Regions from separate parts of the Homo sapiens genome. Here regions 2 and 3 are each linked to region 1. The links are chromatin contacts, found by Hi-C or POLR2A ChIA-PET in ENCODE. All regions are on one chromosome and are shown on one strand. Each heading gives the region's core, a stretch centred on a gene start or an enhancer-like site at or near the end of the contact. The rest is flanking DNA. Distances are from core to core; before and after follow the strand shown. Region 1 overlaps PREX1 (phosphatidylinositol-3,4,5-trisphosphate dependent Rac exchange factor 1). Region 2 overlaps ARFGEF2 (ARF guanine nucleotide exchange factor 2). Region 3 overlaps ARFGEF2 (ARF guanine nucleotide exchange factor 2).

Region 1 (3,597 bases), core at 553-3,052:
GGGCTTGCAGGTCTCCCTTTCTGTTCCCTTGCCTCTCCTGTCCCCTCCCCGTACACTGTATAGAGAGGTTGGCCTCCTGAAGCAACTCATCCTGCATACCCCACAGCAGCCCCCATCTTAACGCGTGGCCTGCAGCAGGCAGTCAAGACAGAGGCTCAGAGGTTAGGTTTCTGGTCACTGCCAGGGTTGGAGCTGAAGCCTGACTCATATGAAGACGGCTCCATTAACTTCTCTCCCATAGTACTGCAGGGACTGCTGTTCCCTCTGATTTCATGCCCCTCACTGTAAAGTCCCCCAATGCTTCCCGTCACACTTAGGATAAAATTAAACCTCTCACTCCCCTCCCCTCCCCTTCTCTCTTTCCTCTTTCCCTCCCTTCCTCCTTCCTTCCTCTCTCTTCTTTCTTTTCTCTTTTCTTGTTTTCTTTTCTTCTTTCTCTCTCTCTCTCGTGCCCGTCCTTCCTTCCTTCCTTCCTTCCTTCCTTTTCTTTCTCTCCTCCCCTTTCTTTCTTCCCTCCCCTCCCCTCCATTCCCCTCTCTCCCCTCCCTTCCCCTTTCTCCCCTCCCCTCTCTCCTCTCTCCTCTCCTCTGCCTCCCCAGTGGCTAGGACAACAGACCTGCGCCACCACACCCAGCTAATTTTTGTATTTTTTATAAAGACAGGGTTTTGCTATGTTGCCCAGGCTGGTCTTGAACTCCTGGGATCAAGCGATCAACCCGTCTCGGCCTCCCAAAGTGCTGGGATTACAAGCGTGAGCCATTGCGCCTGACCTCCTGATCTCTTTTCTTATCCTCCAGTGCCTTGGGGCCTCCCTCAGGACCTTTGTACGTGCTGTGTCTGCTGCCTGGAGCATGTTCCTCCACTCTTTATGAAGTTTTGTTTTTCATTTCGTTCAGGCCTCAGCTCCGATAGCACCTTCTCTGCCCCCTTGCCGTGCCCTATCCCATTAAGTGCTTTAATTCCAACTACGTACACTCCCTGCATCACATCCTGTATTTCTTTTGTTTATTTGTTTATAGTTGGCCTCCCGCACTAAGCAGGGCTGGGCTTGTTTGTCTTGTTCTAGATGGTGTCTCCAGCACCCATGAGAACTGCCTGGCCCGTGTGATGGGCAGCATCTCAATCAATGTCTGTTGACTGAATGAGTGCCTTTCCCTGTATCCCCCGCACTGGGGAACCCCCAGACCTGTTTCTAGCATGCCTGCCATCCTGCCCTGGGGTGGGACCGCTCCTCCCTAAACTCCCTGACTCCACATTCTTGGTGGCTGGACACCTTTGGATCCGTGTGATTCGTTAAGCCAGTGGCAGGCACAGAGTGAGCACTGGCTCTGCCAGGTGCTGTTTGCGTTTTGCTCTGTCTCGCCCACCTGGATCTGGCCACTTCCCTACTAGACCTGGGACGAGGTCATGGTCCTGTGGGGGCCACGGTGGGGCTGGCCGTAGGCCCACCTCGCTCCCTGACCGGGTTCCTTCTGCCCTGGGCCCCCAGATCCTGCCCCAGGAGGAGGACTATGGCTTTGACATCGAGGAGAAGAACAAGGCTGTGGTGGTGAAGTCCGTCCAGAGGGGCTCGCTGGCTGAGGTGAGGCCCTCGGGGGAGCTGGCAGGGACCGTGTGCAGGTGGCAGAGCGGGGTGTCTCTCTTCACCCTCCTTGAGGCAGCCCAGCCCAGGAGATTCTGGAATGATCGCTGACTCCTCTTCTCTCATTGCTCACGTGGAGAAACTGAGTCCAGGACCCACTGTCTGCAGTGGCTACAGTAGCTGGGAGTGAGTGCAGAGTCCCGGGGCTGTGCTCCTGGTGTGTTCCACCACTGCCCTCTGCTGGACATTGTGGGGAGGTACAGGAAAAAAGCAGGTGTCTCAGTTTTCTGCAACCAGTCACAGTGGCTTGAATAAGATAAGCTCATTGCTGTCTGATGCAAAGCCTACAGGAGGATAGGTTAGGAGAGTGAGGGTGTGGCTGGCCGAGGATTCAGCCCTGGGGCCTTCCGGCTTTGCCTGGGGCGTGTGCAGGTGGGTGGGGGAGATGCACCTGCCGTGCTGGCTGGAGCCCAGCTTGCCCCTGTGGCAATTAGGAATGCTTTGGGCTGCAAGGAGCGACATACCCATGGCCGGAGCGGCTAGGTTGACCTTGCCAGTGATGTGAGCGGTTGGAAGGAGGCAGTTGTGAATCTTGGTTCGGGTCAGCAGGTCTTCATCTTTCTTCGCCAGGCCCTAACAGACATAAGATGGCCACCCCGGTGTGACCCTCGTGTCCCCACACAACAGGGTCAGGCCCCAGCAGAGTTTCCCCTCAGGAGGAATACCTTTCCCAGCTGCCCTCCCATGAGCTTCCCTTTGTGGCTCATGAGGCAGAACCAGGTCCCTTGTGCCCCTCAACTGCTTACCACAGACAGCACGCAGTCACCCAGTCCTGCTGGATCCCTTGGGCCAGCACCCTTCTGCTGAACACATTTGAGCTTCCTTGGTGAGGAGGGAAGGAGCTTAGTAACTGGTGTGCACGTCTGTCCTCTGCCGTCCCTACCCAGGTGGCTGGCCTGCAGGTGGGGAGGAAGATCTACTCCATCAATGAGGACCTGGTGTTCCTGCGGCCGTTTTCAGAGGTGGAGTCCATCCTCAACCAGTCCTTCTGCTCCCGCCGCCCTCTGCGCCTCCTGGTGGCCACGAAGGCCAAAGAGTGAGTGTCCCAGGGCGGGGTGTCCGGCAGCCCTCCCTCTCAGGCTGAGTGGTGGCTGAGGGCTGGGGTGGCATGAACTGTCCTGGTCCCCCGTGGCTGGGACCCATTGTTGGAGTCACACAACACAAGCTGGACCTTCATTAATTCGGCAGATGTTTACAGAGTGCCACTCTGTGCTTGGTGGCAGTTTGGGCCCTGGGAATCCAGCCACGTGGGGATGCATGCGGTTCCTGCCATTCATAGATCTCAGATCTAGTTGGGGGAGGAGGCAGGAGACAGACAATGTGCAGATACAGAAGTAAGACACTGAGCCTGTGCTGGTGAGCGTGGCACAGATAAGTTTCTATAAACCCGGGAAAGGGGCCAGAGTGTGCAGAGGGATGGCTGTCAGGGAGACGTCACTGCGAGTCGGGGTGAAGACCCGAAGCAGATGAGGGGGGAGTCAAGGGGATTTCTGGAGGAAGAGGGCTCCAGGCAGGGGAAGCAGCTAGGGCAGAGGCCCTGAAGTGGGACCGTGTCTGGCGCATTGGAAGAGCAGAAGGAAGCTGATGGGGCTGGAGCAGTGAGTGAGAGGGAGGGCTGGGTAGTGAGGTCTGTAGGGTAACGGGGTCCAGCCCTGGAGGCCCCTGGCAAGGACCCATGGGGAGCCACTGGAAGCTTCTGATCGAAGTCCTGTGGCTGCAAGTGGAGCTCAGATTGTCAGGGGCAAAGGTGGCTCTCGGGGGAGCTGAGGAGGTGGTGGCTCAGCAGAGTGCGAGAGCAGGGGTGGGAGGAGCAGACCCGTGCTAGGGGTAGGTACCGGGGAGCAAAGCATTTTGTCTTTGAAAAATTATGCATCTGGTTTTTCACTTTTCCCTTTTATTTAACACAGATCTTCTCTTGACAGGAGGGGTGGAAAGTTTTAAATATGATTATTTCA
Region 2 (3,597 bases), core at 1-2,500, 330 kb before region 1:
AACTGGTAAGGGCTCACAATCACCTGACAGAACTCACATGCAAGTGCTACACCCCCAAGCCTTACGGAATCCAGGCGCTCCTCCTGGTGCAGGAATTGGGCTATGTCTTCAACTGACGTTCCCAGCATGCCCTGCTCCTGGAGAAACTGGATCCCCCTCTTGGGTTTCTTGTTGAACCTGTTTCAAGCAGAGATGGGACACAAGTTGCTTATTTCAAAATCTGGAGGATAGCAAAAGCTGGTATTTGAGATAAATAATAATAGAATACTATGAACATGCCATCACGTATAAGCTAGCAAGGTCATGTCTGTCCTGGCAGCTTTTCTAAATTCCACCTTCAATTTCTGACCCAGCTATACCTGGTCAGAGTCTGCTGATTGTCACCTCATATCCACTCTCCCCTTCTCCAACACTAATAGAACCCTACGTGTTAGCTGGACACACTGCCATGTGGAATAAAAAGAACATTTCCCTGCCTCCCTTAAATAAAGGATGGCCATGTGATAAACTTCTAGCCAGTGAGATATGAGCAGAAGTGGTGTGGGTACTTCTAGGAAGGACCCTTAAACAAAGCTGACTCAGGTGGGAAGTCTGCTTTTTTCTCTTTTTGTTCTTTCCCTCCTCCTCTCCAGAATGTTTGTGGGATGGCTGGTACTCCAGCAGTCATCTTATACCATGAGGCCACCCTCTCTGGCTAAGTATGGTGAAGCAGACAGATAAAAGGAGCCTGGATCTCTGATGTCCTTAAGGGCCACCGTAGCAGCCTTAGACTGTCCACTTTTGGATTTCCTTGAGAGAGAAATACATAGTTAAGCATGTTATTTTGTATTTATTTTTTTCTTTCTCTACTTTTTTTTTTTTTTAAGAGACAGGGTCTCACTGTGTTGACCAGGCTGGTCTGGAACTCCAAGTGATCCTCCCACCTTAGCCTCCCAACGTGCTGGGATAACGGGCATGAGCCACCATGCCCAGCCCATTTTTTATTTCCTGCTAAAGGAAGGCAAAGCTAACCAATGTATAGACTCAACTTATTATTTACCAGGCCTGAGCTGGAGGGTGATATTCATGAGTAAGCACAAACTGGCAAGCGTCATGAAAGATACAAATAGGGGCAAGGGCAGAACTTAACTTGGGACCTGTTTAGATAGTGCAGTTGCTGAAGGCCTCTTTGAGTAAGAGATGTTTTACCAAGTCTGAGGGATGGAAAAAAGCCAAGAGAATTTCAAGCACAAGGCACCATGGTAAAAAGAGCTGAAGGTGTTCAAGGGACTGAAAATACATTGTGTGACTCAGGGGAATTGGCAGGAGATGAGATCAGCAAGGGAGGCCAGGGGCTGGGTCAGGCCATGGTGCAGAACAGGAAACCTGGAATGATTTAGGCAGGAGAGTGATAAGACTTGATTTATGTTTTAAAAAGATTACTTTAGCTGCTGTGGGCAGAATACACTAGAGGGAGGTGGAGTGGCGGCAGTAGAAATGAGAAGATCAAACATGTCAGTTAATAAGTGAGTACTGTAATTTCAACTCTTAAGTTGAACTTACTAAGTTAACTAATCATTTACAAGTTGGAATATATGATTGTGTATGTGTTGATGTGTGTAAAAGACTGGAAAGAAACATAAAGATTTGCCAATGATTGTGATGATGGTGCTGTGGTTATATGGGAGAATGTCCTTTATTTTTCAAAGAGATTCAGTTAAGGTCTCATGATGGCTACCAATTACTTTCAAAATGGTTCAGAAAAATATATACGTAAATAAAACAAGTAAGATTCCGTCCCAAGATGGCCAAATAGGAACAGCTCCGGTCTGCAGCTCCCAGTGTGATCGACGCAGAAGACGGTGATTTCTGCATTTCCAACTGAGGTACCTGGTTCATCTCACTGGGACTGGTTGGACAGTGGGTGCAGCCCACGTAGGGTGAGCTGAAGCAGGGCGGGGCATCGCTTTACCCGGGAAGCGTAAGGGGTCGGAGGATTTTCCATTCCTAGCCAAGGGAAGCCATGACAGACTGTACCTGGAAAATCGGGACACTCCTGCCCAAATACTGCACTTCTCCAATGGTCTTAGCAAATGGCACACCAGGAGATTATATCCTGTGCCTGGCTCAGCAGGTCCCACGCCCACGGAGCCTTGCTCACTGCTGGCTCAGCAGTCTGAGATTGACCTGTGAGGCAGCAGCCTGGCAGGGGGAGGGGTGTCTGCCATTGCTGAGGCTTGAGTAGGTAAACAAAGTGCTGGTGAAGCTCGAACTGGGCAGAGCCCACCACAGCTCTGCAAGGGCTGCTGCCTCTATAGACCCTACCTCTGGGGGCAGGGCATAGCTGAACAAAAGGCAGCAGAAACTTCTGCAGACTTAAACATCCCTGTCTGACAGCTCTCAGCAGTGGTTCTCCCAGCATGGTGTTTGAGCTCTGAGAACAGCCTGCCTCCTCAAGTGGGACCCTGACCCCCATGTAGCCTAACTGGGAGACACCTCCCAGAAAGGGCCGACTGACACCTCATACAGGCGGGTGCCCCTCTGGGACGATGCTTCCAGAGGAAGGATCAGGCAGCAATATTTGCTGTTCTGCAATATTTGCTGTTCTGCAGCCTCTGCTGGTGATACCCAGGCAAACAGGGTCTGGAGTGGACCTCCAGCAAACTCCCACAGACCTGCAGCTGAGGGACCTGACTGTTAGAAGGAAAGCTACAAACAGAAAGGAATAGCAACATCAACAAATAAAATGACATCCACACCAAAACCCCATCTGTAGGTCACCAGCATCAAAGACCAAAGATAGATAAAACCACAAAGATGGGGAGACACCAGAGCAGAAAAGCTGAAAATTCTAAAAACCAGAGCACCTCTTTTCCTCCAAAGGATTGCAGCTCCTCCCCAGCAACAGAACAAAGATGGATGGAAATGACTTTGACAAGCTGACAGAAGTAGGCTTCAGAAAGTCACTAATAACAAACTTCTCCAAGCTAAAGGAGGATGTTCGAACCCATCGCAAGGAAGCTAAGAACCTTGAAAAAAGATTAGACGAATGGCTAACTAGAATAAACAGTGTAGAGAAGACCTTAAATGACCTGGTGGAGCTGAAAACCATGGCATGAGAACTACATGACGCATGCACAAGCTTCAATAGCAGATTTGATCAAGTGGAAGAAAGGGTATCAGTGACTGAAGATCAAATTAATGAAATAAAGTGAGAAGAGAAGTTTACAGAAAAAAGAATAAAAAGAAACGAACAAAGCCTCCAAGAAATATGGGACTATGTGAAAAGACCAAATCTACGTTTGATTGGTATGCCTGAAAGTGACAGGGAGAATGGAACCAAGTTGGAAAACACTCTGCAGGATATTATCCAGGAGAACTTCCCCAACCTAGCAAGGCAGGCCAACTTTCAAATTCAGGAAATACAGAGAACACCACAAAGATACTCCTAGAGAAGAGCAACCCCAAGACATATAATTGTCAGATTCACCAAGGTTGAAATGAAGGAAAAAATGTTAAGGGCAGCCAGAGAGAAAGGTCGGGTTACCCACTATGGGAAGCCCATCAGACTAATAGCGGATCTCTCAGCAGAAACTCTACAAGCCAGAAGAGAGTGAG
Region 3 (3,597 bases), core at 622-3,121, 290 kb before region 1:
GATGTGCCCGTATGCGATGAGTTTCTAAAGAGAGAAAGAACAGAGATTATACATTTCTGCTTGGCTAGGACTGAGGCCTTCCGTGGCAGCCCACAAGAGCAAAAGACAGGCACTTCCAGTTCCTACAGAGTCCTCTGCTCCCCAGGAGCCAGGCAGGCATAACCACTCTGTGACTGCAACCTTCGTCCTGTCGCCTGACAGCAAAAGATGCCTGGAATGGTGATACAGTATCCGATGAAAAATGCAAGGTATAGAGCACTCCCCAGTACGCAACCATCTCTGCAAGCCTGAGGAATTAATAGCTACACATACTCAAGACAGAGAGATTAGTGGTTGTCTAGAGTTAGGGGGGCGGCGTAGGGAGACATAGGGAGTGATCGTCAATGATAACATAAAAATGGTCTAAAGTTAGGTTGTGGTAATGGTTGCACAACTCTGTCAATAAACTAAAAATCACAAAATTTTGTGTGTGTGTGTGTGTGTGCATGTATATACATACATATATATATATATATATATATATATATATATATATTTTTTTTTTTTTTTTTTAGACAGGGTCTTATTCTGTTACCTAGGCTGGAATGAAGTGGTACGGTCATGGCTCACTGATGCCTCCACCTCCCAGGCTCAAGCAATCCTCCTACCTCAGCCTCTTGAGTAGCTGGGACCACAGGCACATGCCACCAAGCTAGTCTAATTTTTCTTTATTCTTTGTAGAGATGGGGTCTTGCTATATTGCTCAGATTGGTCCCAAACTCTTGGGCTCAAGCGATCCTCCTGCCTGTAATCTCAAAGTGTTGGAATTACAGATGTGAGCCACCGCGCCTGGCTTGAATTACACTTTAAATGGATGAATTGTATGCATGTTAATTTTATCTCAAAAAGCTGTTAAAATTATATATATATATGAATATGTATTTTCTTTCAATGGAAAGATACCTAAGAAACTAATAACATGGTTGCTTGAGGGAGGAGAACTAAGTAGCTGTGAGCTGGGGTGGGACTAAGACACTCTGTAGTACATCTTTTCATTTTTTTCAACGTTGAATCCTGTCAGTGTATTTTCTACCCCAAAAATTAATGTAAAAACTTCATCTGCATTTCACACCTACATCAATAGTAGTGTGTGTCACCCACGAGCAGCTGCTTGGAACGTGCCCTCTCTGAGAGGTTACAAATTGGTCTGTGCCACCTCACACACAACCGGGATGTCAGCATGGAGGACAGAGCTGGAAGGAACCTCAAAGGTCAGCAGCAGGATGATTTCTAAGCCTGGCTGAGAAACATAATCACCTGAGGGAGCTCACTAAAAACACAGGTTCCTGGACTCCGACCCAGACCTACTGAAGCAGAACTTCCAGGTGGAGCCCAGGAATCAGTGTTTTTCTCCAAGCTATCCACGTTATATTGATGGTTGATCAGATAAAAGAATCACTCATCTGGCACATATACATGTGAACTCTAAGGCATTCTCTGCCTCCAGTGACTTGGTGAAGACTCCTAAAACTGCTGTTCTGTTCTTTCCCCTTTTTGGCTTCTACTGGTCACATGCTTCTGCCCCCACCAGGGGGACTCAGGTTCCTGAGGTTATCTATAGAGCAGCCACCACTGTGGGAGGAAGACTGGCCGCTCTGCAAAGGTCCGACACCGTTTCTCAATGGCTTTTCCCCTTCCTTAGCTAGTGAAGTGTCACCACTCAACAAGCAGAAAGAAAAATGGATTGAGAGAGTGGCTGAGAGTAGAAATGCAATACTACTGGATGGAGTAACTGAAGGAGCAGGAGAGAGGCCTGCGTACACTCTGCTGCTCAAGTCCAACCCCCAAATCTCCAGGTGAGGGGTGTGGCCTGTGAAGGGCAAGTCCAGATGCCCTTTACCTCACCCCTCACATTGCTGCTGCAGGTGCAGGCTTCCTAGGAGGGCAGGGCTGTCTACCTGGAAAATGAGCTCTGGTTTTGACATTGCTTGTTCTTACATCTAACAGACTCAAGTCTGTTTTGTGCACTGGATTGCAAGTGGGGTGGTCTAGGAACTCCTCAAATGTGAATGCTGAAAAGTAGGCTGCAATACTGATGCCACAAAGCAGGCTGGACATGGATTACGACTTTCGCACTTTAACTAAAGTATGAAAAGGACAGAAAGTATCCTCCCCTCTCCAGACTCCTTAAGGGGCACATTACTCTTCAAATCAGAAAGGGTTTTAAGCATGACTTCCCCCCTCATCTGTGCAGTGAGACAAGGCCAGGAGAAAGGAGAGTTCCTGTATCCTGTGGATCTTTCTGGTTCTGCTTTCTCATCCTTCTTTGTGACAGACCCTGTTCTGGGCACTGGGGATACAATAGTAAGACAAACGTAATTATTTTTCTTATAGAGTCTATATTCTCCAGGGAGGTGCACCAAAGCTCAAAGTCCTAACTGGGACCTACAGGGCTGTGTGTGACTTGTAGATACTGCCCCCTATCTCCCACTATCCCCCAGGTAGATGTCCCCACCTTGTTCCTTGCTAACGCAATGAGCGGCGGGAAGACGGACAGGGAGGGAGGCCTCTAGGCAGCTGGCCCACTGACACATGAGTCAGGGCTTGCACAGGGACATTCTGCCATGGAGGGGAAGATGATGACAATATAATACACTATAACAGGCCTTTATAGGACTCACTGCATGAAGGAAAATGCTATGCGGTTGGTTTCTTGGTACAGAATAGGACATACTGTACCTCTGTACTGTAATAAACAGAGGTTAGGGTAAGTAAGCTGTATTACAAGTTATCCCACCCACATGAATGAATATATTTGGTACAAATTAAGTCTTCTACCTCACTGGTCTCTTCTGAAGTTGGTTCTATTTACTTTGCCTCAGTGATAGGAATCCAAAGAGTCACCTCTGACCAGAGAAACTGAGGCATGTCTCCAAGGAGGCTTGCACAGAGATGTTCACTATAACCCTGTGTGTGCCTCTGTACAGGGGAGCGAGAGATGGAATGGTGGCATGACACGTCATATGCCAGTCAAAAGAATGCACTAGATCCACATGGAGAGATATAGCTAGAGCCTGATAACGGTGTTGAATGTAAAAAGCTGCAGAGAAACTTGTACAAGTGATATCACTTATTGAAAAAAAAAGAGAGGAAAGAAAAGTATACACCTAAACAGGCAATTGGGTTTGGGGCTGGTGGCCCAAGGAACTTCATTTTATCTGTAAAGTTCTAAAAACCTTTTAACAGAGACTGTAGTCATGTACAACTTACATAATTAAAAATTGATTTTTCATTGTGCATTTAAAAAATCAAAAGTTTTCTGGAAATAAGAGCTAAAAGATAATGTTTATGGTATAAACAGGGCAGCTTAGATTAATGGTTTCCTACAGCCTTCACTGGGATGTAAAAAGAAAATGTTAGAATTTTATTTATATTTTTCCAATTGTCCTGTCAAAGTTGTATTTTTGTATGCTTTACAATATATGTAATTTATTTATTTATATATTTATTTTGAGATGGGGTCTCACTCTGTCACCCAGGCTGGAGTGCAGTGGCACGATCTCTGCTCATTGCAACCTCTGCCTCCCAGGCTCAAGTGATCCTCCCACCTCAGCCTCC

The links. A loop is a pair of places that touch in the nucleus more often than their neighbours do. ChIA-PET counts read pairs that join two places held with the same protein, here RNA polymerase II (POLR2A). Pooled maps may share reads with other maps.
Region 2: a loop to region 1 is called in a map of endothelial cell of umbilical vein, with 10 times the contacts of the local background. The contact joins two enhancer-like sites. A Hi-C loop is called at or near these places in 2 of 168 maps with a recorded cell type or tissue (PC-9 and endothelial cell of umbilical vein) and 6 of 50 pooled maps. POLR2A ChIA-PET finds 5 or more read pairs at or near these places in 1 of 52 experiments (Panc1).
Region 3: a loop to region 1 is called in a pooled map, with 4 times the contacts of the local background. The contact joins two enhancer-like sites. A Hi-C loop is called at or near these places in 1 of 37 single-sample maps with no recorded cell type and 4 of 50 pooled maps. POLR2A ChIA-PET finds 5 or more read pairs at or near these places in 3 of 52 experiments (MCF 10A, activated B cell and activated CD4-positive, alpha-beta T cell).

The regions. Positions count from the first base shown.
Region 1 is chr20:48,656,121-48,659,717 of GRCh38, reverse strand. It overlaps PREX1 (phosphatidylinositol-3,4,5-trisphosphate dependent Rac exchange factor 1), which reads left to right. Exons shown (of 40, transcript NM_020820.4): 17 at 1,490-1,582; 18 at 2,530-2,678. Among named protein-coding and RNA genes, the nearest start is that of PREX1, 170 kb to the left of the region's middle. Within about 2 kb of position 1,802, at least 3 of the 41 ENCODE cell types and tissues checked have a DNase peak (open chromatin) inside an H3K27ac peak, as active enhancers do.
Region 2 is chr20:48,981,309-48,984,905 of GRCh38, reverse strand. It overlaps ARFGEF2 (ARF guanine nucleotide exchange factor 2), which reads right to left. Exons shown (of 39, transcript NM_006420.3): 15 at 66-177. Among named protein-coding and RNA genes, the nearest start is that of ARFGEF2, 61 kb to the right of the region's middle. Within about 2 kb of position 1,250, at least 10 of the 41 ENCODE cell types and tissues checked have a DNase peak (open chromatin) inside an H3K27ac peak, as active enhancers do.
Region 3 is chr20:48,947,750-48,951,346 of GRCh38, reverse strand. ARFGEF2 (ARF guanine nucleotide exchange factor 2) reads right to left here. Exons shown (of 39, transcript NM_006420.3): 4 at 1-24. Among named protein-coding and RNA genes, the nearest start is that of ARFGEF2, 28 kb to the right of the region's middle. Within about 2 kb of position 1,871, at least 3 of the 41 ENCODE cell types and tissues checked have a DNase peak (open chromatin) inside an H3K27ac peak, as active enhancers do.